5 separate regions of the Mus musculus genome follow, and regions 2, 3, 4 and 5 are each linked to region 1. A link is a loop called in an ENCODE intact Hi-C map of the cell type or tissue named here. Cell type or tissue: heart. All regions are shown on one strand.

Evidence for each region. Hi-C counts contacts between places; a loop is a spot of excess contacts. Peaks named below come from ENCODE experiments on the same cell type or tissue, not always from the same donor. Only the 100,000 strongest peaks of a DNase experiment are listed, where the experiment ranks them.
Region 2: a loop joins it to region 1, with 11 times the contacts of the local background. A loop is called at or near these places in 2 of 42 quality-filtered maps.
Region 3: it touches region 1 in a loop (2.5-fold over the local background); 5 of 42 quality-filtered maps call a loop at or near these places.
Region 4: a loop joins it to region 1, with 3 times the contacts of the local background. A loop is called at or near these places in 3 of 42 quality-filtered maps.
Region 5: a loop joins it to region 1, with 3.0 times the contacts of the local background. A loop is called at or near these places in 5 of 42 quality-filtered maps.

What each region holds. Positions count from the first base shown.
Region 1 is chr5:121,447,801-121,452,800 of GRCm38, reverse strand. It overlaps Erp29 (endoplasmic reticulum protein 29), which reads left to right and starts at 327. Exons shown (of 3, transcript NM_026129.2): 1 at 327-610. The coding sequence starts at 461. It also overlaps a transcript of Tmem116 not described here. In heart, CTCF peaks have their summits at 308, 515, 2,705 (motif pointing left) and 4,159 (motif pointing left); DNase peaks (open chromatin) are centred at 300, 950 and 1,360; H3K4me3 peaks cover 1,631 bases; H3K27ac peaks cover 1,527 bases.
Region 2 is chr5:121,199,037-121,204,036 of GRCm38, reverse strand. No RefSeq gene overlaps it. Among named protein-coding and RNA genes, the nearest start is that of Rpl6, 3.0 kb to the left of the region's middle. In heart, a CTCF peak has its summit at 2,098; no DNase peak of the experiment used is centred here; H3K27ac peaks cover 113 bases.
Region 3 is chr5:121,591,108-121,596,107 of GRCm38, reverse strand. Aldh2 (aldehyde dehydrogenase 2, mitochondrial) reads left to right here and starts at 2,284. Exons shown (of 13, transcript NM_009656.4): 1 at 2,284-2,746. The coding sequence starts at 2,627. In heart, CTCF peaks have their summits at 2,023, 2,350 and 2,549; DNase peaks (open chromatin) are centred at 2,487, 3,597, 3,787, 4,577 and 1 weaker place; H3K4me3 peaks cover 2,070 bases; H3K27ac peaks cover 1,716 bases; H3K27me3 peaks cover 537 bases.
Region 4 is chr5:121,395,633-121,400,632 of GRCm38, reverse strand. Naa25 (N(alpha)-acetyltransferase 25, NatB auxiliary subunit) reads right to left here and starts at 2,638. Exons shown (of 24, transcript NM_172722.4): 1 at 2,571-2,638. The coding sequence starts at 2,628. In heart, no CTCF peak of the experiment used is centred here; DNase peaks (open chromatin) are centred at 2,052, 2,682 and 3,302; H3K4me3 peaks cover 2,489 bases; H3K27ac peaks cover 1,930 bases.
Region 5 is chr5:121,600,164-121,605,163 of GRCm38, reverse strand. Acad12 (acyl-Coenzyme A dehydrogenase family, member 12) reads left to right here. Exons shown (of 11, transcript NM_178799.3): 8 at 738-910. Among named protein-coding and RNA genes, the nearest start is that of Aldh2, 8.8 kb to the right of the region's middle. In heart, a CTCF peak has its summit at 3,028 (motif pointing right); DNase peaks (open chromatin) are centred at 3,073 and 3,443; H3K27ac peaks cover 354 bases.

The DNA.
Region 1 (5,000 bases):
CTAACCGAGGGAGGCGGCGGGTCTCTTGAGACCGCAGGACCGCCCAGCGCAGGGAAGGAAGGGACGCCGCCACGTCTTCTTCCGAGGCGAGAGAGAGGGCAACGAGGGGAAGGGTCGAAGCGGCGCCTCCCGCGAGAACGCAGCGGAACACGGCCTAGCCGAGTGTCGCCAAGTGCGCGTGCGCGTGCGCGTGCGCGTGCGCGGCAGGCCCGTCCCGTCCCGCGACCCCGCCCGCTCGCCGCTCCGCCTACGACGCATGCGCAGCCGCTCCCTCTCTCTGCCCCGCCCCTCCGCGGCCCCTCCCTTCCACCCCGGAGGCGGCCGGAGCATCTCGCTCTGGCGGTGGCCGCTTGCGTTCATGCGCGCCGCCGGCAGGACGGCCCTCCCCGTGACGTGACCGCCCACTCGGAGCGCTCCGCCTGTAGCTTGCCTGTCTCTCCCGCTCCCACCATCCGGCGTGATGGCCGCCGCCGCCGGGGTGTCTGGCGCTGCTTCTCTCTCCCCACTGCTGTCCGTGCTCCTGGGCCTGCTGCTCCTCTTTGCTCCGCACGGCGGCAGCGGCCTACACACGAAGGGTGCCCTTCCCTTGGACACAGTCACTTTCTACAAGGTAATGAGGGCGGCGGGCGACGGGGATCGTGCGCAGGTGCAGATAGACGCCCGTGGCAGCGCGAGCCCACGGGGACGTTGGGCCCGGAGGGGTGGCAGCAGCAGGCAGTCCTTGGGGACCATCCCTACACGCCCCACCATCCTATAGGCCCAGTGTCGACAGAGCAGGGGCGCACCCTGACCACCCGGCATCCTTGCAACCCCGGTACTCGCTACATCTGTTTTTTTACAAAAAGCTACCAAAGCGCAGTCAAAGGGAACCAAGTGTCCCTTTTCCTTTATCAACTGGGGAAAAAGACAATGATAGGAAAGATCCAATCCACGAGTCACAAGTGGAAGACCGGAGGGCGGGGCGAGGTCTACGCTCCTAGGCTCTCGGATGGGGTGGAGATGGCCGAGAGAACTGGGTTAGCATGCCAGTCTGCTCCTCGGAGGATGGATTGTAGCGTTCTTGGCCATGTGCAAACCGGGTTCAGACCGCACACGGCCCCCCTACAAAGTGCAAGGGTTAAAAAGATTGCAGGGCTCCCACCTGTAGAGAGCATCTTGGGGGAGTGGAGTACGAAATGAACAAAACCCGGTCAAGGCATGTAAGAAACTACACTACCCTCAGCAATTTTATTTATTTTAAAACAAAAATTGGTTTCGAAGACTGAGCAAATGGACGGTGGAAATGTTGCAGGCTGAGTGCAGTGGCCTCTGGACTCAGTTCTTCGTGCATGTCTCTAGTTACCAGAATCTTCTTAGTTCCTCTATTGGGCTTAGCGCGGAGAGACTTGGTCATTTTCTTATTGTGTCAGAATGAGGAACTGAGAACGCAGAAGGGGACTCTAAAGGCGCCTGTGTTGAGGGGTTGGACAGGGCTGTTTTGGAAAGGGTTGCTGTTAGGAACCCCCCCCCCCACACACGTGTAACCCATTCAAGTTTGTATTTTTTTTTAATTAAAAAAAATTAAGCATCTTATTAGTCATCCATCCAACCTATATAGCAACCTAGTAATACCACAGTCCAAGTGTGAATAAAAAGGACATTTTGCACCATGGGTTTAGTCAGTTGCTGCTTCTCCATCTTTTTTTTTTAAAGATTTATTTATTATATGTAAGTACACTGTAGCTGTCTTCAGACACTTCAGAAGAGGGCATCAGATTTTGTTACGGATGGTTGTGAGCCACTGTTTGGTTGCTGGGATTTGAACTCAGGACCTTCAGAAGAGCAGTTGGCACTCTTAACCACTGAGCCTTCTCACCAGCTCCCTGCTTCTCCATCTTTAAGGATCTGCCCTGAGGGTGTCATCTCCCTCCCCCCCTTAACCCCACAGGCCACCAGGCAGCACCATGAGATTCTACTTAATATAGTAGCAAGCAAGGAACGACCCTTATTCCATCTCATTTCCTAGTCATTTGCCCCCTTTTCCAATCGTCTCCAGGCAACACAAGCCTTCTCTCTGACTGCCCCTAGCTCACAGCTGTTAGTCCATCCGCAGTGGCCGTTCCTTGTGACTGGAACATTCTTTGCCATCTTTGGAATAGGTTACTTCTCGTGGCTCTGTCTTAGGTTAAATGTTAACTTCTCTTGTCCCCTCGCTTTCTCAGTTGCCCAGATTGACCTGTTGGTACCCGTGAGGGCACTCCTTGCCGTTTTCAGCTTCTCATTCATATTTCATAGACGATGACATGTTTATGAAGTACCTGATATGATTTTTATTTTTTTGTTTTTGTTTTTGTTTTTTTTTTTAAACAGGGCTTTTCTTTGTAACTTTGGCTGTCCTGGAACTAGCTCTGTAGAGCAGACGGGCCTCGAACTCAGAGAGATCTGCCTGCCTCTGCCACTCTCCCTAGTGCTGGGTTTGAAGGCGTGTGCCACCAATGCCCTGAAGTACCTGATGTATTTTTCTGACTCTCTACACAGCATACCAGATGAGTTGCGTTCCCATGAGTGAACAGGTGTCTTAACAGGTATAGGGGGGGTCCTAACAGCAACCCTTTCCAAAACAGCCCTGTCCAACCCCTCAACACAGGCGCCTTTAGAGTCCCCTTCTGTGTTCTCAGTTCCTCATTCTGACTGTTCTCTTAAAAGACAAAGGGCGCCTCCTGGTGTTTTGTCCAGGAATCTTGTTACATGCCTCGCCTTTCAGTGATCTCCAACTTAAAAAAGAAAACTATTTCCTCATGGCTCTTTCCGACCATCACTAGAAGGCTCCATCAGAGAGGCCCAGTGTTGGTCACTGCTGTGTCCATTTAGAATGGTGTCTGGGGCATGATGCGCTCTTAGCAGATTCTTTTTTCAGTGAATACAGAATTTCAGCCAGTCATAGTGTCACACTGGGGAGGGAGAGACAGAAAGGTCAAAAGTTCAAGGCCAATCTAGGAAACTTAATGACCTTGTCTTAAAGCCATTGAAGGGCCCGTGAGATGGCTCAGCAAGCTTCCACCAAGCCTGGTGGCCAGAGTTCAATCCTCTGGACCTACGTGGTCAGGGGAAAGAACAGACTCCCACAAATTATCCTCTGACCTCAATCATCCCATGGCACCCACACACGTAAACACATGTACAGAACACCACTACTACCTTCCATTAGCCATAATCTCCTTTCTACTTCAGTGTTCAACCATCCTGTGGTTACAGATGTATGCCCCTGGGTAGGGATTCTGTGCTGGGCTTTTGATGCACCACCCTGCTTCAACCCGCCCTGACTCGAAACCCATCAGTGTCAGCTCTCTAAGAAGCCTAGAGTTGTGTTCATTCCAGACATGGGGGCTTGAGAAATGCACTAGAACACAGTCCTTATTCTTAGAAATACACATCTTAGTGGAAAGCACAGGAAATGACAGTACGGTTTCCGATCGAGATGGGAGGAGAGCGTTAAGAGAACGAAGCGATAGGTGACTAGCATAGTCCTGTCCACTAGAAGGGAACTGAACTGAATCTTGAGTGATAGAGGAAGCCGAGAAGAGAACCCAGGAAGGAGCCTCCAGGCAGAAGCGAGGCCAACTGGGCCTCAGGGATGTGCTCTGCTTTACATTTTCAGTCTCGCCTGCTGCTGGGCCCTTAGAGCTCTGGACTTTTTGGTGTCAGAGACCTGTTCCCATGGCTTCTGTCTTTCATGTCCCCAGGCAGTGTTGTTATCCTTAAAAATGAAAAACCAAGGTAATGTCAAAAATAAGGGTTTTTTTTGTTTGTTTGTTTTTTGGTTATTCTAGACAGGGTTTCTCTGTGTAGCCCAGGCTGTCCTGGAACTCATTCTGTAGACCAGGCTGGCCTCGAACTCAGAAATCCACCTGCCTCTGCCTCCTGAGTCCTGGGATTAAAGGCGTGCGCCACCATGCCTGGTGTAAGTTCTTTTTATCTTCAGTGTTTGTGACAAAAATGACAAGTTGGGACCACTGCATTACAGGCATGAAGGGTTGGAGGTGGCCGCTGGAGAGAGGGTTCAGTGGTTAACAGCAAACACTGTTCTTGCAGAGGATGTGAGTTCAGCTCCTGGTACCCATGTCAGGCGGTTCATAGCTGCCTGTAACTCTAGCTCCAGGGGGATCAAGCACCCCCTGCTGGCCTCCTCTGGTACCTGTACTCATGCACACAGCCACACATGCACATAGAATTAAAAGGAATTGTTTTAAAGTTGAAGATGAGAAGGCAAAACTGCTGTCCAAAACCAGCTGGAATCGAATCTGTGTGCTCAAGCAAAACACATGTGTGAACATTCAGGGCAGTGCTATCTACAATAGTAAGGGGAAGAAACAACTCAAGCGGCTATTACTTGATAGTGTGGTTTACTTGGAGGGAAAAATATCCAGCATGCTAAGCAAGGTGTGCTGACACACACATGAGCACTTGGGAAGCGAGACAGAAGGACCAGTGTAAGCTAGCCTCAACTACATAGACCCTGACTCCAAAAGAAGGGGGGGGGGAGGCTTGAAGTACTGTCACGTGTTATAACGTGAACAAGTTTTTAAAACATGGTAGCAAAGAAATGAGACACAGAAGGCTGTGGTTCTGAGTAGACAAAGGAGAGATGGGGTAGAAGGACGGTAAGGAAGGAACGTTCAGTGGGTATAGGTATCCATCAGGGTTAGTTCTTGGGAGCTGACCTATGTCCTGCCCCACGTGCTGGCTGGGACTATAGACAAGCACCATTATACTTGGCTAAACTGAAGTCATTCAGATTGTGAAATATGTCATAAAAAATTCTGGCCTCGGGCTCAATGGATCAGCGGTTAAAAGCACCAGCTACTCTTCCAGAGGTCCTGAGTTCGAGTCTCTCATAGTGGATTACAGCCATCTGTAATGACTTTAGATGTCCTCTTCTGGTGTGCAGGTTTACATGTAGATAGAGCACTCATAAACATAAATCTTTTTTAAAAGAATTCTGGCCTGGACAATTTAAGACA
Region 2 (5,000 bases), 250 kb after region 1:
CAGTGGTTAAGAGAACTGGCTGCTCTTCCAGAGTTTTTTGAGTTCAATTTCCAGCAACCACATGATGGCTCATAACCATCTGTAATGGGATCCCATACCCTCTTCTGGTGTGTCTGAAGACAGCTACAGTGTAGTGTACTCATATACATAAGATAAATAAATCTTGCCAGGGCTATGCAGAGAAACCCTGTTTTGAAAACCAAATACATAAATAATAAATAAATAAATAAATCTTTAAAAAAAAAAAGTCTGACAGTGGTGGCACACCCCTTCAATCCCAGCACTAGGAAGGCAGAGGCTGGTAGATCTCTGTGAGTTTGAGGCCAGCCTGAACTACAAAGCTAGTTCTAGGAGAGCCAAGGCTATGCAAGCAAACCCTGCCCCCAAAACAAAATAAACAAATTAAATAGGAAAAAATAAATAAGATTTAAAATAAAACTTTTTTGTTCATTACATTTTTAAATAAGCTACTATCCTTTGAAAAATGACACTGTATACCTGACAGTGCCTTACTTTTTATTACATTTTATTTTATGTGTATGCTTATGTGAGCATGTGGGAGTGGGGAGTGGATGCATGCCCCAGCATACAGATGGAAGTCAGTGGACAACTTGGGGACGCCGGCTCTCTCTACCACATGAGGCCTAGAGATCAGTCATCTTAAGAGGACTTAGGTCATCACAGGCCCCGCATATAACAATTATCCTCTACCTCATAGTGCTTAGAACGACGTATACACATGATTTCTATTGTCTTCTACTTGTCTGTTGCCTGTTGCTAGTGGTAGGAGCTTTTCTCTTGACTTTCTTTTTTTTTTTTTTATCTTCTTTTTTTTTTTCTTTTTTTTTTTTTTCCATTTTTTATTAGGTATTTCGCTCATTTACATTTGCAATGCTATACCAAAAGTCCCCCATAGCCACCCACCCTCTCTTGACTTTCTATATGTGTGTGTGTGTGTGTGGGTGTGTGTGCTGTGTGGGTGGAGGTCTGAGGACAACTTACAACCACTTTTGTTGTCCCACAGTGTGGGTCCCATGAATGGAACTCAGAACTTTGTAGCAAGCACCTGACCCACTGAGCCATGTCTGTGGCCCTTCAATTCGGCTCTAAACCCCATCTTCATGGTTGAGTCTCCAGGAATCTCTTCCCTTTCTCTGGCTGTGGTTAAAGGTGAAAGAGGGAGTGGTGGGCTGCCTCTAAAGACCTCATGACACTGAAGACCACAGAAAACAGAGCACTGTGAAGACCTCAGAGTACAATCCGATTCTCTCTCTCTTCCCCAGCCCTTCTGGTTTTTCTTTTTGAAATATTTATTTAATGTATGAGTGCTCTATCTGCATATATACCTACAGGCCAGAAGAGGGCATCAGATCCTGTTATAAATAATTGTGAGCCATCATGTGGTTGCTGGGAATTGAACTCAGGACCTCTGGAAGGACAGTCAGTGCTCCTAACTGCTTTGTCAAGACAGCATCTATAGACCAGGCTGAACTTGAACAAAGCTTCTGCCTGTCAAGTACTAAGATCAAAGGCATGCTGTACCATGCCCATCTCAAGTCTTATTATCAATTGTTGAATTTTATGACATTTACTGTCCAAGCAGAGTCTTAAGAAGAAATTTAAGCCGGGCGTGGTGGCGCACACCTTTAATCCCAGCACTTGGGAGGCAGAGGCAGGCGGATTTCTGAGTTCGAGGCCAGCCTGGTCTACAGAGCGAGTTCTAGGACAGCCAGGACTACACAGAGAAACCCTGTCTCGAAAAGCCAAAAAAAAAAAAAAAAAGTTAATTATTCTATTATTTAGCTACTAGTTAGTGTGTGTTTGTGTGTGTGTTTCCAGAGGAAAGTACTTCTTGGCCTTTGTTGCTATCCCAGCACTTGGGAGGCAGAGGCAGGCAGATTTCTGAGTTCAATGCTAGGCTGGTCTATAGAGTGAGTTCCAGGACAGTCAGGACTACACAAAGAAACCCTGTCTCGAAAAAGAGAAAAAAAAAAAAACAACAATAAAAAAAAGCCTGACCATGTCAGAGTCTTTCACTCACCTGGTCGGCTTGTTAAATGATCTGATACTGAAGTAAATGCATAACTGATCCCCCTCTTGTGTTTGGATGTGGTATTGCAGAATTCATGACCATAAGGTAAAAAATATTAACTTCCTGCTTCTAACTTTTTTGAAACAGGGTCTCACTGTTCAGCTCTGGCTGTCTCAGAGCACTCTGTATGGACCAGGCTGGCCTCAAACTTCCAGAGATCCTCCTGCGCCTGCCTCCCAAATGCTGGGATTGAACATGTGAACTACCACACCCAGTAAGTACCTGCTTTTACTTTTATTTTTTCTAGTATTTATCTATTTTATCATTTGTGTAACTGTCTCAAATAATAATAATAATAATAGCAACAACAACAATAACAATAACAACAATAAATAAAGTAAAAAATCCTGCCGGGCGAGGTGGCACATGCCTTTAATCCCAGCACTCTGGAGGCAGAGGCAGCCTGGTCTACAGAGTGAATTCTAGGACAGCCAGGGCTACACAGAGAAACCCTGTCTGGAAAAACCATAAATAAATAAATAAATAAATAAATAAATAAATAAATAAATAAATAAATAAGCAAGAGCAAGAGCTAGACTCCCTTCTTCCAATGTCCTTATATTGTCTCCAGCAGAAGGTGTAGCCCAGATTAAAGGTGTGTTCCACCACACCTTTAATCCCAGATGAAAGGCGTAGCCCAGATTAAATAAATAAATAAATAAATAAATCTAAGGAAAGGAAATGAGCTGGGGCTGTACGAAGCTCTCAAATTCTGGGTTCCAGCCCAGGTAACACTGGTGGGGGCTGGGGGCTGGCATAGGAATTACACTTAACTTGCAGATAATGGGAAGTGGGGGATGGACAGGTGGCTCAGCAATTAAGACCACTGACTGCTCTTACAGAGGACCCAGGTTTGGTTCCCAGGACCAACATGACTGCTCACAGCCATCTTTACTTCCAGCTCCAGGGAACCCGGGTCTCTCTTTTGATATAAAATACAATATATTTTTTGAAATAAATAATCTGGGTTGAAGAGATGGCTTAGGGGTTAAGAGCACTGGCTGCTCTTCCAGAGGTCCTGAGTTCAATTCCCAACAACCACATGATGGCTCATAACCATCTGTAGTGAGAACTAATGCTCTCTTCTGGAGTGTCTCAAGGGAGTAGCAGTTTACTCATATAATTAAATAAAATAATTCTTTAAAAAAAATAGCCGGGCATGGTGGCGCAAGCCTTTAATCCCAGCACTTGGGAGGCAGAGGCAGGTGGATTTCTGAGTTCAAGGCCAGCCTGGTCTACAGAGTGAGTGTCAGGACAGCCAGGGCTAAACAGAGAAACCCTGTCTCAAAAAACCAATAATAATAATAGTCATAATAATAATAATAATTTTATAAGGGGGTGTAGGAGTTAAAAATAAGAGAAAGCAACTGGCTTTTTTTTGACTCTTCAAATGTGTTATGTTTCATTTTGTATATTGTACAGGTGTGTGTGTGTGTGTGTGTAAAGCAGAGCATTTGTGGAGGTCGGAGGACACTTACAGGAAGTTGACTCTCTCCTCCCACTCTGAGTCTCCGGGGATTGAACTCTGACCATCAGACTTGGCAGCAAGCCCCTCCTCTATCTGCTGAACCAAACTATCTTGTTGGTCCATGGTTTTTGTTGTTTGTTTGTCTTTAGATTCACTTATTTATTTTCGTGGGTGTATGCTTGAGTGTGTATGCTTATGGATAGATAGATACATAGAGGGGGAGAGGGAGAAAGAGAGAGAGGTGAATAGATAGATGAATAAACATATAATAGGTAGGTACATAGAGACAGATGAATAGACAGTTGGTAGATAGATAATAGGCAGATAGGTATATATGGATATACAGATAGATATGAGTATGTATATAGATACAGATGGATATAGATATATAGAAATAACATATACATCATATACACATACAAATACATATAGGTAGATACTACATGTGTGTAGAAGCCCAAGGAAACCACTAGATAGTATTGTGTTCCTGCAACTGGAGTTACAGACAGTTGTGGATCACCATGTGGATTCTGGGAACTAAATCCAGATCTTCTAAAAGGGAAATGTATCAGTCAGAGCTCTCTAGATTAACAGAATTTATAGGATGAATCTATCTATCCATCTATCCATCCATCCAATGGGGATTTATTAGAATGATTTACAAGCCGTGGTCAAGCTAATAATCTAGCAATTGATGCCTATGCATTAAATTTAGGTTCAAGAACACGGTAGTTGTTCCATCCATGAAGCTGGATGTCTCAGCTGGTCTTCGGTGTATTCTAAAATCCTTAAGAAGTAGGCTCCGAATACCAGTGAAGGAATGGGCTTGCCAACAAGATGAGAGCAAGCAGGCAGAGCAAGAGCTTCCTTCTTCCATGCCCTTTATATAAGCCACAGACAGGAGGTGTGGTCCAGACTAGAAGTGAGTCTTCTCACCTCAAAGATCTGGATCCGAGATGGATCTTCCCACTTCAAATGATCTAACTACGCAAAAATCCCTCACAGGTGTGTTCTGCCATCTTTGGGTTTTAGTTAGTTCCAGATGTGGTCGAGTTGACAAGCAAGAATATCTATCAAAGATGGCAAGGACTTTAACCTGAAGCCATCTCTCCACCCCCTACTTTTTATTGTTTGAGACAGCATCTTGTTTTTTTTTTTTTTTTTTTTTTTGGTTTTTTTTGTTTTTGATTTTTGAGACAGGGTTTCTCTGTAATAGCCCTGGCTGTCCTGGAACTCACTCTGTAGACCAGGCTGGCCTCGAACTCAGAAATCTGCCTGCCTCTGCCTCCTGAGAGCTGGGATTAAAGGTGTGTGCCACCACCGCCCAGCAGCATCTTGTTTTATAGCCTTAGCTAGATTGATGTTTGCTAAATCTCCCAGACTGGCCTCAAACTCAGCATTCTTTCTGCTTCAGCCCCTGAGTGTTGGAAACTCAGGCAG
Region 3 (5,000 bases), 140 kb before region 1:
GAGAGAGAACACCATGGCTTCAGAAGATACAAGGGAAGGATCTGATGATCACCCCTGGCTTCTTCAGATCCGACCATCCTGTGTCCATCAGGAACTGTCCTGGTACCCAGTGGGGAAGGACACGTGACTTTGAGCAACCTGCACTATCTTCTTCTTCCCTGTGCTTCTCTTGGCACGCAACAGGATGGATTCCCATAGGGCGGTGGCACTGTCCGACACTGGGGTCCCATCCTACCCAGTCTTTTTACTGACTTTTGATAAGTAGGATTTACAGCACGGCAGTGACAATAGATAAGCTGTGTTCTGTGGTAGGGGTGTGGAAGTAATTTGTTTGTTTGAAATAGAGTCTCCTGTAGCCCAGACTAGCCTAGAACTCTTTATGTAGCTCAGGTTGACCTTCAACTCCTGATCCTCCTGACTCCACTTCCTGAATGCTGATGTTACAGGGCAGGTACCACGAGAAAGTAGACTTTCTTAAAAGTCTTTTTTTGTTTGTTTTAGGTTTTTTTTTTTTTAATTTTATGTATATGAGTGCACTGCCGTTGTCTTCAGGCACACCAGAAGAGGGCATCAGATGGTTCTGAGCCACCATGTAGTTGCTGAAAATTGAACTGGGGACCCCTGGAAAAGCAGTCGGTGCTCTTAACAGCTGAGCCATCTCTTCAGCCCGAAAGTAGACTTTCAACACATTCTTGATTTGTGATACTTCCAACCTGAGAAGAGTTAAAGGCCACACCCAATCATAAATGGAGGAGGAGCCTGTATATAGCACTATCAGTATTTAATTAGGAAATGTCCCATGACTTAGTGGCTCTACAAACCGGGGCATTATTTGTAGTCCCCCAAGATTGGAAGCCACCTAAATGTCACCCATAGAAAATTCTTTAAATGGTAATGGGCCTGTAGTCAATGAGACAGCAAGTAGCCCTTTTACAAACAGTGAATGGGGACACCTTCCTGCAGGAAATGGGTGTGGAGATTCACGATCCACATTTGGCAAGGCAAAATGGTTTACTTCTGCACAAGGGCGAATTGCCACGCAGAACAAGCAAACACACCCAGAGGGCCCCTGCAGGTGAAACTTTTGAAGGGATATATATATATACATATATATATGTATGTATGTATATATTGATGGCTAGCCGGAACTCATATGTAGACCACCAGGCTGGCCTCGAGCTTTCTAGAGATTTGCTTGCTTCTACTTCCTGAATGCTAGGGCTGGAGAAATGGCTCAGAGGTTAAGAGCACTGACTGCTTTTCAAAAGGTCCTGAGTTCAAATCTCAGCAACCACATGGTGGCTCACAACCATCAGTAATGAGATCTGACATCCTCTGTGTGTCTGAAGAAAGCTACAGTGTTCTTAGATATATAATAAATAAATCTTTAGACTGAAGCCAGCGGGGCCGACCTGAGCAAGCAAGCAGAAGTCCTGAATTCAAATTCCCAGCAACCACATGATCGCTCACAACCATCAGTACAGCTACAGTGTACTCATAAACATAAAATAAATACTTCCTGAATGCTGAGATTAAAGACCCAGACCCATTTTTCTGCTGTTTTTCTTTTTTAATTCTGAAAACAAAGGGGTCCTGTGTGTCTCTCTGAGCCAAGCTTTCATTCTGACCTGATTGACTAATACAGAGCTGCACAGTCTCCAGGGAGATATGAAATTCGAGCATATCTTTTGGATTTCTGTATGTGCAGACCCCCGGGGGGAATCTGGAAGTCTGCTCAGTGGCTCCTTTTTAATTTCTCCCAACAGCGTTCTCAGTTTCCCAGATTCCTTTGCACCTACGGTGGGTCATGTGACCAGCCTGTGAGGTCCTTAAATGCTTTTTTCCTCATGTTTTGTGCTAACGGTGCGGAGTCCGGAACAACTTCAGCTGTCCGGTGCTAAAATGAGAGGCACACGAGGAAACGCGCCCAGACACCTTGTCTGGTCACTGGCTATTACAGCGCGGGTGACAATATCCTTCGAGTCACCAAAGCAGGGCGATGCTCATACACAGCAGTCTCCTCCTTCTGGGTGCTTCAGAAACAGGCTGGGCCTCAGCTTCCAAGGGCTCCACCCAGTTTGGGGCTCCTGGGTTTCAAAACACTTCTCTTTGCACTACCCAGAAGCCCCTGCCAAGATTCTCACCATCTCCTTAGCCTAGTGATGCGTTCACCTGGTTGAAAGGCACACAAGTGACCAGGCGTCCACGTCTCTTTCTAGCCAATGACGTCCTGCACCTCAAGTGCCCAGTCCCAGGCTGTTCATGGAATAACCGCATTCATGAATTCTCTTCGCCGCCATATCTGCACAGATGTGAGCCTTAGGCGCCAGCCACCCTGCTAGGAGCGCACACCACTCTGGCTAGGCTTTCTCAGGGTTCTGCAAACTCCATCTCTGACTTGGCTTTGGGAGCCAGGGGTCGCGCCCCTTAGGCCGTGAGGGGCTGGGACTCCCTGACCACGCCCCCGTGTCTCCGCCTCCCATTGGCGGCTGCAGGGGGCGGAGGCGAGGACTTGTTCTTCAACGCTGCAGTCGCCCTCCGATCGGCAAGGCTTCTCTCGGCTCCGTTCGGCTCGGCTCGCCCATTTCAGTTCAGTTCGGGTCAGTTAAGCTCCGCTCAGTTCAGCATGCTGCGCGCCGCACTCACCACTGTCCGCCGCGGACCGCGCCTGAGCCGCCTGTTGTCCGCCGCCGCCACCAGCGCGGTGCCAGCCCCCAACCATCAGCCTGAGGTCTTCTGCAACCAGGTGAGACTCACTTCGCCTCCTCGGGCCCTAGGGCGGGACGGAGCGGGCGACGCGGCCTCAGTTTCCCCTCCGCGCCCAGCGATCTTTGCGCGCGTCTTCCCTTGCCCATGTGGCCGCAGTGTGTCGCCTCTCGGCCTGGGACAGTCCTGGGCCTCTTTACCCCGCATCGATGCAGCCTGCTCCTTCCCCGCGCGGTCCGGGTTCACCCAGGAAGGCCCAGCCGTCCCAGCTCCTCTCTGCGAGACCTCCCATACACCCCTACCCGATTCACGCAGACCTGAGCCAGAGTTCAGAAGCAAAAGCTGGGTCAGGACCCCTCTGTGGCCGCTCTTACCCAACCGGGACTTTGGAATGTTGTCTTAGCTTTTTGAGTTTTGGTAAAGTCTGGAATCACATGAAAGAACGTGGTTGTGAAGTATTCTTTTTGTTTGTGCAACAAGTGGGACTTGGCTGCCCTCTTCTGTAAAATGGGAAAGCAGTCAGGGCTGATATCTTGATGTGTTATTTTGAAAGAAGATCTCATTTTGTAGCCAAGGCTGGCCCGGAATTCTGTGTTCTTCCGTCAGCCACTCCCACCCCACTTTGGATTTGTGCAGGCCAGACACGCAGCTACCACCTCCGGTCTTCAGCTTTCTCTCTACTTTTTCTTTGAAACAGGATCTCACTAAGTTGTCCAGGCTGGCCTTGAACTTGTAATTCTCCTGCCCCAGGCTTCCCAGTGCTGGGCGACAGTGATCCCATGTCTCTTGATACTACAGGGCCTCGTGCACTTGGCACTTGGTGTGAGCTGCAGTCCGGGTTCCCCAAAAGTCCCCTCCCCCAACCTTTGTGCAGGGCAGCGTCCTAAACAATTCAGTCTTTAACCCATAAGCTTTAGAACTGGGAGTTTGATGCTATAACTATCCCCACTACACAGCTCAAGAGACTGAGGTCTGGTCAGGTTCCTAAAGAGCCAAGTTAAGGTGAAGTCTGGGTTCTTGTCTGGGATTCCAAAAGTAAGCCCTTAGCCAAAACATTCCATGGTCTCTTGCAACTCTGGGTAGGAGCAGTGGTCGGATCTCATGTTGAACGTGGACATCCTCCAGATGGACTGCTGACCACCGGTGTTGTAGCCTTAGCCTCTTGCTTTCTGCAGTATGTACTTCCAGGACCTGGCAGCCATTTACACATGCGCAGGACCTGTTTGAAAATGCCCATGAGGAGTGCTACAAGGAGTCAATCCAAGGGAAAACAAACAAACAAACAAACAAACAACCCATCTTTTGCATAATACAAGCTGTAAATTTCAGTAGCTGCTGGTTTTTTAACTGGCAGCTGATGCTGAAGCAATCAGTCAGGCTTGAAGGAGCTGAACTTCAAAAAGAGCCGGAATTGACTGCAAGAGGAAGCACCTGATCAATAGCTTTGTTCCTCTGGTTCATCAGGAGGCAGGGCACAAAGTATCAGGTCCAATGCGTGCTCTGGCTTGATTCAGTTGTGAGTGATCCGTGGGTGGGGGTGGGGGGTGTTAGAGTGACTCCCCTCCCCCATTGCTGCCTTTTTCGACATCACAAGGATAGTGCACGTTCATTACCGAAGTTTCATGGCACTGACCTATTGCACACATCACAAGAGCACTGTTAATGCGAGTGGCCTTGCTCTGTTCTTTGCTTTTATAAGTTTGTGTGGGAGACAGCATGCTGGCTACCTGCCACTCGGGTCCCTAAACACTCTGTCTCCGGAACACTGCTTATCTTTCTCAGCTTTTAAAGCTTTTTTTTGGAGAACACAAGCTCTCTGCCCTAAGCCAGGCAGCTCGTGGAGGGAACACTAGAAACCTCGGGGTGTTAAAAGTGTGGCATCATTGCAAACCCTGCTGCCAGGGATAGCAGGACTTGGAAGCAGTGGCTCTGGGTTCTGTGTGTTCCTGCATAATCTCTATGGCTGTCACTAGGGCCATTTGCCCCAAGGAGCAGCCAGTGTGGCCTTGAGGTGGCTTCCCTAGACTCTGGGCTTGCTAACAAGGGCACCTGCAGGGCCCAAGCATCCCAGTAGGTATGTTTTTTTTTAAGCTTCGTGGCCCCATCTGAATGTCCTCACCTTCTTGCCTAACCGAAGCAAGCTGAACGAGGTTTGGCTCATCTTTCTGGAGTCCTCTCGCCTTCTGTCCCAAGTGTGACCACAGGTTAGGTAAACTTCTTAGGTGGAAGATACTTTCTGCGACTTCAGCTTCCCTCAGAATGGATCCCTGAGTGTGGCTTCTGAAAGAAGCACA
Region 4 (5,000 bases), 52 kb after region 1:
TCCTGATGTTTGGCAATGTGAAATGGTACTTTTTATTGAGCAATTCAAAACATAACTGAATATAAGACCAATAACGTTCCCCTTGGTCTTCAAGAACAATGTTATAAATCTAATTATTCTTTAAAAAAAAGGGTTTAGTCTTTTTATAAAAGACTTTTCAGAAAAAGGAGAAGTCAACATTCCTTGTCTGTGTAAGGATGTGATTCACAAACCATGAACCCTTAACTTAGGTTTTACTTTCTATTACCCAGAAGCAGGACAGTGGAAAGTCAGAGACAAGCCTGGTCCACACGGGGACTGCAAAGGCAGGATGTGCAGCCATGGGGAAATCTGAGTCCTCTTCCCGATAGGCCCCACCCCTGCAATCTTAGAAGAATCAACATGACGCAACTTCTAACACAGTGGTTAAGACACCGAGCCTGGAGTTCAAATCCCAAGTCCAGGATGTATCTGAGCTAGATAAATCACATAAGAGCAATAGGATTCCTGCTCCAGCTGTCTACGGGGAGTGTGTGTGTGTGTGTGTGTGTGTGTGTGTGTTGAAAGCTCAAGGGCACAGACTGGATTAAGTTTTCTAAACTCATTATGATTACCCACAGGGCCATTACTGCTAGAAACAAGTGATGGGAAGGTAAGCCATCACACAACAGAGCACCAAGGGCTGTAGAGATGGCTCATCAGGTGAGGGTACTTACCACCATTCCTGATAACGTTTACGATAGCCCAGGACCTTTATGATAGGGAAGAACCAACTCCCTCTAGCATGGTGTCCTCTGAACTCCACAGGCTCACAGTGTCATTCATGTGACCACACTCCACCACACACACACGCCCAAAAAACATTTCTTCATCAAATGGAATAAAAAAAGAATTTCATCACACACATATATGAAAGTATGATTGCTGGGCATAGGGCCACGTGACTGTAATCCCAACAGTTGGGAGCCACAGGCAGGGGAGCTGAAAGCTTGAGTCCAGCTGGTCCACCTAAGGAGTTCAAGACCTGTTACTTAAAAAAAGAAAAGAGTACTGGGCAGTGGTAGTGCCTGCCTTTAATCCCAGCACTTGGGAAGCAGAGGCGGGCAGATGTCTGAGTTCGAGGCCAGCGAGGCCAGCCTGGTCTACAAGGTGAGTTCCAGGACAGCCAGGGCTACACAGAGAAACCCTGTCTCAAAAAAAAGGAAGGAATGAGCAGCTGGGTTTGGTGGCACCTTTAATCCCAGCACTCGGAAGGCAGAAAGCTGGTGATTTCTATGAGTTCCACGCAGTCGAGGGCTACATAGAGAGGTCTTGTTCCAGACCCAGCACCTACACCCTGGCTTACAACAGTCTGTAACTACAGATCCAGGACATCCTGATGCCCCTCTTCAAGCACCAGGAATGCACGTGGTGCACAGACATCAAACTGGCAAGCAAGAACCCACATATGTACCAATTTGCTAGAGACACAAGCACCCATTCTGCCAAGGGGAGAGGAAAACCCCTAAAAACGAAAGAGCCCAAAACCCATAGCCACACTGAAAACGTGAGGTCTGCTGTAGCCAAAAAAAAAAAAAAAAAAAAAGCACTGACCTTGATAAAGCTTCCTTCCTCATCATTACCTGAGACAAGACCATACAACCATCAACGAGGCGAGCGAGACATGGCAAAATTAAATAAAATAAATAAATAAATAAATAAGGCACCGCTTCCAATAACAGAACATCTCAGTCACTGCAAAGTGTTTTCTCTCTGACTCAGTTTGGTGATTCTTTTTATTCTATTACGGTGGGAAGATGACGATAAAGACACATCTTGAAAGCCTGCGGGGTTTGGGATGCGCGCCGTGAGGAGGGTTCAACGCAAGCAAAAGCACGAGGAAGTCAAGAGGCAGAGAATAAACCTCAGACACGGTGCTGAAAGGTTAAAAAAAACAAAAAACCTTCCATTCCAGCAGCCTGGCCGGCCGCTCCGGCAACACCAGCTCCTGCCATCTCTTGCCCGCTATTCGGGGCCCGCGACCCCCTCCCCCCCGCCTCCCACGTGTGCCCAGAACAGCTGTTCCTGCATCAGGATGGGACTCGGGTCTCAGTGACCTTGCATCAGCCCCTTCCCTTCTCCGGGTCTCAGTTTCCCCACGTGCACTTAGACTACATTCTGTAAGACAGCCCTCCCCGGATCCTCATCCTGGTACCCAGAGCAATCATCACTGGGGTATCTCCCTTCCGGAGGCGAGCGCTCCCACCGTCGCGCCTGAGCCGCTTGTCACCTGCAAGAAAAGACCGCGCGGGGGTTCCTCGGGAGCGGCTGGAATAAAACAACCTGCCGGGAGCGCTGGTCTCCAAGCGGCGGCGCGATCCGCACAGAGTTGACAGCGGCGCGCACCCACCGTTGTCTTGTCGCCTCCGGGTCCAGCGACGCCGGGGTCCGCGCCTAAGCGAGGGCGAGGCTGCGGCCTAGCGCCCCGCGCGGTCCGCCCCCTCGCCGCCCCACCCCGCGCGCGACCCCAGCGACCCTCCCTGGCCTTCGCCCGAACCGGGGCACGCTTTGTCTCGCCGCGGTGGCTAACAGACCGACTCCGGGGTACTCACCGTAAATGGGCCGGAGGCGCCGGTCGTTAGGGTCCTGCACATGGCCCCGCGTCGCCATGATGACAAGCGCAGAACCTCAGTGCGCAAGCGCTGAGCAGGCCCCCGGGAAGGGGCCGTTAAAGGGCCAGCGTCGAGCTCGCCGACCTATCGCGATAGTGGAGGGGAGGTACGGCGGAGTGCGCCTGCGTAGAAAGGGTGGCTCGCCTCTCCTTTAATTGGCGCTGTGGTTTGATTTTTTTTTTTTTTTTTTTTTTTTTTGCCTGCGGAGTCATCGGGACCCCAGGGGCGGTTGTTGTGGTTGAAGGCGTGGAGAGAGAGTGCGGTTTAATCTCACTGACTGTAACAGCTAGAAGAACCAGTTGGTTTTGGCCCTTGATGGTGAAGCAACCTGGAACTTGTTGAGTGGGAGCCCTGGGAGCGTGCTTGCCCAACAGTGAAACTGTAGAAAAAGCCTGCGAGCCCTCCTCCACCCGTTCCCTGAACTCAGTGCTGTGCGTGGCTAGACACTAGTGCAAGCTCTTTAAGTAGGTTGCTTTTAACATTCCCACGGCACTAGACGGTATAATGAGCTTTCTTTGTACAGATTTACAATTCGCACGGCCCAGAGTTATGAGTGCTATTTGGGCGGCGATAATGACAAGGAGCTAAAGGTATCCCCAGCACTCGGGAGGCAGAGGCAGGCGGATCTCCTTGAGTTCGAGGTTAGCCTGGTCTACATAATGAGTTCCAGGACAGCCAAGGCTATGTAGAGACCCTGTCCCTATAAAGAAATGGATAGAAATAAAAATAAAAAGGTTCTCCCACCAAGTGGTTGCTTGCCCTATTTGGCTGGCATTCCTCCTTGCCCCAACAATTTTTCCCTCAGTTCATGGCTCCTCTTCTCCAGCTGCATGTAACTGGATTTGGCGTTTGTAACACTTTCACAGACCAGTGAATCTTGTAGCTTTAGCGGTATGTAAGGTGTATATCCGTAACTACCGCACTGAAGGGGCTAAGACAAGAGGCTAGTAAGGGCCAGACTGGGCTAGCTACATAGGAAGACCCTGTCTCAAAAGAGAGGGAGAAGAAATGGTACATGTTTGAGCTGATTTAGCTTAGGGATTTAAACATTACACAATGTATACAAGTATGGGGCAATACATAGTACCCTGTACAGATGTATAACTGTTTGAATGTGTCCCTTACAAGTTTTAAAAGCTTACCATTGGTTATTTCATGTGTGTTTCTGTATATATGTGTGTGGGCACTCCAATACCCAAAGTGTGGAGGGTCTCTCTGTCTACCACAGTGGTTCTCAACCTGTGGTTCGTGACCCTCATTCATTCTATTTCAGATGTTTACAATTGGTAACATGAGCAAAGTTACAGTTATGAAGTAGCAATGAAATAATTTCATGGTTGGGGGTAGGGGTCACCACAACATGAGGCCCTGTGTTAAAAGGTTGCAGCTTCAGAAAGGTTGTAATCCACTGTAAAAATGTGAAAGCTGCCAGGGCATGGTGGCGCACGCCTTTAGTCCAAGCACTTGGGAGGCAGAGGCAGGTGGATTTCTGAGTTTGAGGCCAGCCTGGTCTACAGAGTGAGTTCCAGGACAGCCAGGGCTACACAGAGAAACCCTGTCTTGAAAAAGAGGAGGAAGAGGAAGGAAGGAAAAATGGAAGGAAAACAAACCAAGGTTCAGTTCCCAGCACCACAACTGTCGGTAACTTTAGTTGCAGGGAATCTGAGGCCCTCTTCTGGCCTCTGGGCACTGGATACAGGTGCTGCACAGTTAGTTGTACATGCAGACAAAATGCTTATACACATGTTTTAAATTAAAGTTTACATTCAAAATGACACACATACACACATACACACGCCTGAATCAGCACACACCCAGAGGACTTGCCTAGGCTCAGAATTTTTAACTACATAGACCCAGGCAGTACACAGAATGTTTTCAGTATTTTTGTATGTATGCATACATGTGTGGGGGTAATGAGTACCTGAAGAGGCGAGAGAAGGTGGCTGTTTGTCCTTCTCTGTCAGTCCTCATCCCATTCACCTGAGAGAGGGTCTCTCAACTGAACGTGGAGCTGGCTATTTTTTCAGCTGAGCTGGCAGCCAGCAAGTTTCTGCCGTCCTCCATTTGAAGCTACAGTAAGGCAAGCCCAGCCTTTCCCATGTGTGCTCAGGATCAGAAGCCAAGACATCATGCTTGCTTATCCAAAGCTCACACCCCTGGAGCCCGCTCCTGCCCTATTCTTTTTATGTGTACAGGCACTCCCTTACATGGACGCCTGTGCACCACATATGTGCCTGCAGCTATCAGAGGCTACAAGAGTGTGTCAGATCCCTGGACTTGAGTCACAGCACATTTCAAACCACAGCGTGAGCACTGGGGACCAAACTCTGGTCCTATGGCAGAGCAAACAGCTCATAACTGCTGAGC
Region 5 (5,000 bases), 150 kb before region 1:
CTGATGCACCATTTCTCATCTAAGGCTTTTGTCCTGCATCCTATTTTAGCCACAAGCCCAGTGAGATGGCTCAGTGGGTATGTCCACCAAGCCTGATTCCTTGGGACCCACATGGTAGAGAAAACTAGCTGGCTCTGCTGGTTGTCCTCTGAGCTCCTCGCGCATGCTTGGGCATATGCACACACACACACACACACACACACACACACAAAACACACACAACCAACACATAATACAAGTAAAAATAAATCAGTCAATAATTTGTGGCCAGTGACATGGCTCAGTAGATAAAAATGCTTGCTGCAAGCTGGGCACCCTGAGTTCTATCCTCAGGACCTACATGGTAGAAGAGACCTGACTCTTGAAAGTTCTCTTCAGATTTTCCCTAATGTAACATGCCTATATGCTGACATCATATACAAGTAGTGATGGCACATGCCTTTAATACCAGAACTTGGGAGGCAGATTTAGGTAGGTCTCTGAGTTCAACTACACAGAGAAACCCTGTCTCCAAAAAGAAAAAAAAGAAAGAAAAATAAAAGGGAGAAACAAACAAACAAGTAAACAAATAAAATAACTTGTTTTTACTGTAGACATCAACTCCCTTTCTATATTTCTCGGTCCACTGTCCCTCCTTAGCTGTGACCCAGTTAGAAGCCTAAGGCCAGTGCCTGTAGATAGCCCTAACCAAAGCAAGGTATACAGATATCCAAAGAAACTGCATATTGATGTTTCAGGTGGCTTTGCTGAAGTACAGTTCAAGGACGTGCGTGTGCCTAAGGAAAACATAATTCTGGGCCCTGGCAGAGCCTTTGAGATCGCTCAGGGCAGGCTGGGGCGTGCCCGGATTCATAACTCCATGAGGTTGATTGGGTATTCAGAGAGGGCCCTGGCACTCATGAAGACACGGGTAAGCCCCCCTGTACCCACATTGACTCAAACCCACTGTTGCTGGCTGAGGAATTCCAACCACTGGTCTCCTCTGAGAACAGAGCTCACAGGGCAGTGTCCATGCCTGGAATCTGCATCTCTGTTTTGCATGTACTTTACATGGCTTCAGCTGGCTTCCAGAGTGGGATGGGCACCTCTCTGTCTAGGTGGCCAGAAGCCAAGAGCAGGTTTTATGGTGGCTGAGGGCAAGGTTCTCAACCCCAGAGGATTGTGGCAGCCAGGAACCATTTGTTCCCAGCACATCTGAAGGTTAGATCATGCATGGCCTGTTTGTGCCCCTGGGGTCACAGCAACTGACCCTGTGCATAACAGCTTCCTTGGTCAATATGTCCAGGCATGGTATCTTATGCCTTTAATTCTAGCACTCGTGAGCTGAGGCAGGAGGATTGCTGAAACTTTCAGACTAGAGTATGACACTGTCTCAAATAGAAGTCATTGGCCATGAGCCCCTTAAAGGCTAGGGACTCTGCTACTACCATGGCAGCAGAGTGAGGATCTGCAGGAGGGTCAGTCAGGGGTGACCAAGCTGGTGTGGGTTCAAACTTCAGGAGTCTTCGCTCACAGTTTGTCTTAGGCTTCTATAAGCAGCACACAATTTGGTGGAAACTTATTCTGGTGATGAGTAAACCCTGCGTGTAAATCAAAGAATACAGGAAGCTCTCTGAGAAACCAGGGCCAGCCTGGTCTACAGAGTGAGTTCCAGGACAGCCAGGGCTACACAGAGGAACCCTGTCTTGAAAAAAACAAAAAACAACAACAAAAAAAAAAAAGCATAAAAAAAATTAACATAGGAAATTACTAGTTACATTTATCCTTGCTTCTCTTGTCAGAGCAGTAGCAACTAGAAAGCCTGAAAAGGTATCAATAGTCATATGTGCATATGTTATTTTTTTAAATCAGAAATATGAATATCCATTTGCAATAATTGATTAAGTATAAGTTAATTCCTCTAGAATTAACACCATTGTGTGGAACAGGTAGAAACTGAGGACATTGAGAACAAGTCTTTACAGTTTGATATGCAAATTTTCCAAAAATACCACATTATCTCACACCATTACTATTTTGATGATGTAAAGAAGGAGGTTAAGTGGCCAATCGTTCTTGTATAAGGCTTATACTTGTATAAGGCTTATAATCTGCCTGGGATATAAATCCGGGACAGCATCACCTCAAGAGGTCCTGTCCAGGCAATCTAGGAGGAGTTCCTTTTTTTTTTTTTTTTTTTTTTTTATTTTGGTTTTTCGAGACAGGGTTTCTCTGTGTAGCCCTGGCTGTCCTGGAACTCACTCTGTAGACCAGGCTGGCCTCGAACTCAGAAATCCGCCTGCCTCTGCCTCCTGAGTGCTTAGATCAAAGGTGTGAAAGGTGTGCGCCACCAGACCCGGCTGCAATAACCAATTTAATTGCTCTTCAAAACAAGGAACAGGCAGGTTTTTAAGACTTTAAAAAAAAAAAAAAACCTTCATGTTTTTATCCTACAATTCCTTTTTAACACCACAACAGCGTCATAATAGGATGTTAAAACTTTACTTGGGCCAGGTGTGGTGGTGCACCAAAAAACAAAACAAAAACAAAAAAAAAACCAAACGTTACTTGGAGATGAATAAAGATGATTCTACATTAATATTCTCTTTTGTCAAAGAATTGCTGTGGGCACATTGAGTAACAATAACTAGAATATGCAGCTAATATTTGATTACCATTGATTATAATTGATAACAATTGATTACAGAAGCTTCCTCTACTTTCTGCAAAGGCTTTTGTTTTTCACCAGTGAATTTGCATTTCCCTTAATAACATCCAACAAAGGCTTAAGTCCTCTTGTGGTGAGCTTTAGGTGAGGTCTTAGCAGGTCTCCTGGAAGCTTTTGAAAATTATTTGAAGTAAGCAAATGCTATCATCAGGTAGGTGGTGGGATACTGGGTATTTTTTCCTGTATTTTGAATTAAAGTTGACAGTCACTCACAAGATATATTATTTTTGTAAAATTAATATCCTAGAGATAGATAAATAAAACACGAATGCTTTTGACTCTTGTTGCCCTTGGAACTCCAGACTGTGAGGCTTGCAGTCACCAGCAGGTGGCGATGTGCACCTTGGTGGAGTTCCCTCAGTCCTTCCTTCCTGCCTCCCTGGGAGCGGTCTTGGCCAGAAGCTGTGTCTGGCTGTCTCTCCTATTTTCAAGTCCAAGGCTTCATTAAAGGGGTGGAAGAAGAACTGGGCTGTCCTGGAACTAACTTGCTTTGTAAATCAGCCTGGCCTCAAACTCACAGAGATTCCCCCTGCCTCTGCCTCTGCCTCTGCCTCTCAAGCACTAGGATGAAAGGTATGTGCCACAACTGCCTGGCTCTGTTTTCTTGAAAGGCACGATCTAACTATGAATCTCTTTCTTACACACACACACATAGACACACACACAAACACACAGCATAGACCTCATAGAGGTCCACCTTTGGGATTAAGCATCTGTGCTGCCACGCCCACCTTCATGCAGTTTGTATAGCAACAAAGGAGAAAGTCATAGAACACTTTGAGTTGTGTTGATGGTGCTTCAAGCAAACGAGGCAGAGACATCTCTGCTGCAGACCCTCTGGGTCCCTTTGTCTGTGTGGAACGAGTCTCTGGGGCAGGTGAGCAAGGCGTCGGTGGGTGACAGACAGACCAACACAGGAGATTGTGTAGAATCTGAATGTATTCTCACAAAGTGAACAGCAATCTTATATAGTACAGAAAATACAAGGGGTCAGACGTCACAGCAGGCAAGGTACATTGAAGTTACCTGACACAAAACAAAGGAATGACTTCAAAAGGATTTACAGGAGCCAGGTAAATGTTTACAGTAAAGATAAAGCAGTCCTGCCTAGGGTCAGCTTAGTGACAGGCAAGGATTTCACACTCTAGTGCTATACCTTTGAACCTTGTGAAGGCAAGCACCAGGGGCTCTTGGCAGGCCTCATGAATAATGCAGTATCACAACCCCCCTATTTCCTAGGCCTTGCTAAATTCTTTTTTGTTGTTTTTGTTTGTTTGTTTGTTTGTTTGTTTTTTGAGACAGGGTTTCTCTGTGTAGCCCTGGCTGTCCTGGAACTCACTCTGTAGACCAGGCTGGCCTCGAACTCAGAAATCCACCTGCCTCTGCCTCCCGAGTGCAGGGATTAAAGGCGTGTGCCACCACGCCCGGCTGCTAAATTCTTATATGAGTGTAACTTTTAAGTAACTGGAGAATCCATTTGTCAGGAGAATTCACCAACTTGCTTCTAATATGCAATGCAGCCCGTACTGAAGATTTCTATCTCGGTGGGATTCCCTGGCTCTTTCATGGTATTCCCTTGTTTGGGTGAGATTTGCTACTGTCCTTAGTAAATCCTCTGCAGACCAGCTCTGAGCTACTGGCTCCATCTTTTGTAATGCTTAATTAGTTACTGAATAGATAACTTCTTTTTGCATTCTGGCCGGGCCGGAATCCAAGTTAGTCGGCTTCTGGGAACTTGGAACACTGGGGAGACTTAACTATATCAGAATTTAATCTTAAAAGGCATTTATAATAAAATACTAAAAAAGAGCTCATAGTTCCATACACCAGACTAACACGGGGATAGGGTATGAGTATATGGGTAAATGAGAACGCCAAAGCTCCAGGAGGTGAGTTTCCTTGAAACTCTTTTCCTCGTGAGTGCTTACAGACTTCTCAGCCTGTCAAGCAGACTTGACCGGAGTGCGTGGGACATCTCTGCTGTCTGTCTCTGGCACTGTCTGATAACCTTCTCAGCTCTTGGGTTGGTGGAAGGTAGCGATCTTCACATTCCAGACGGATTTCCCTCGGTCACAAGGTTTGCTGTCATGACAGAAGTGGGCAATAAATGGTTACTGAGGTCCTGTGAGTGACAGCCCAAGATTCAAGGCTCTGAGCCTGTACCATTCCCAGCTCTCCAGAATCACTGTAGCTGTAATCAGCCATCAGCCTCTGCAGGACATTCTCTATTGGTGTGTCATCTGTAGTGAGCACTGCATTGCCTACCTCAGACCCTCAACCCCAGTTAGCTGTC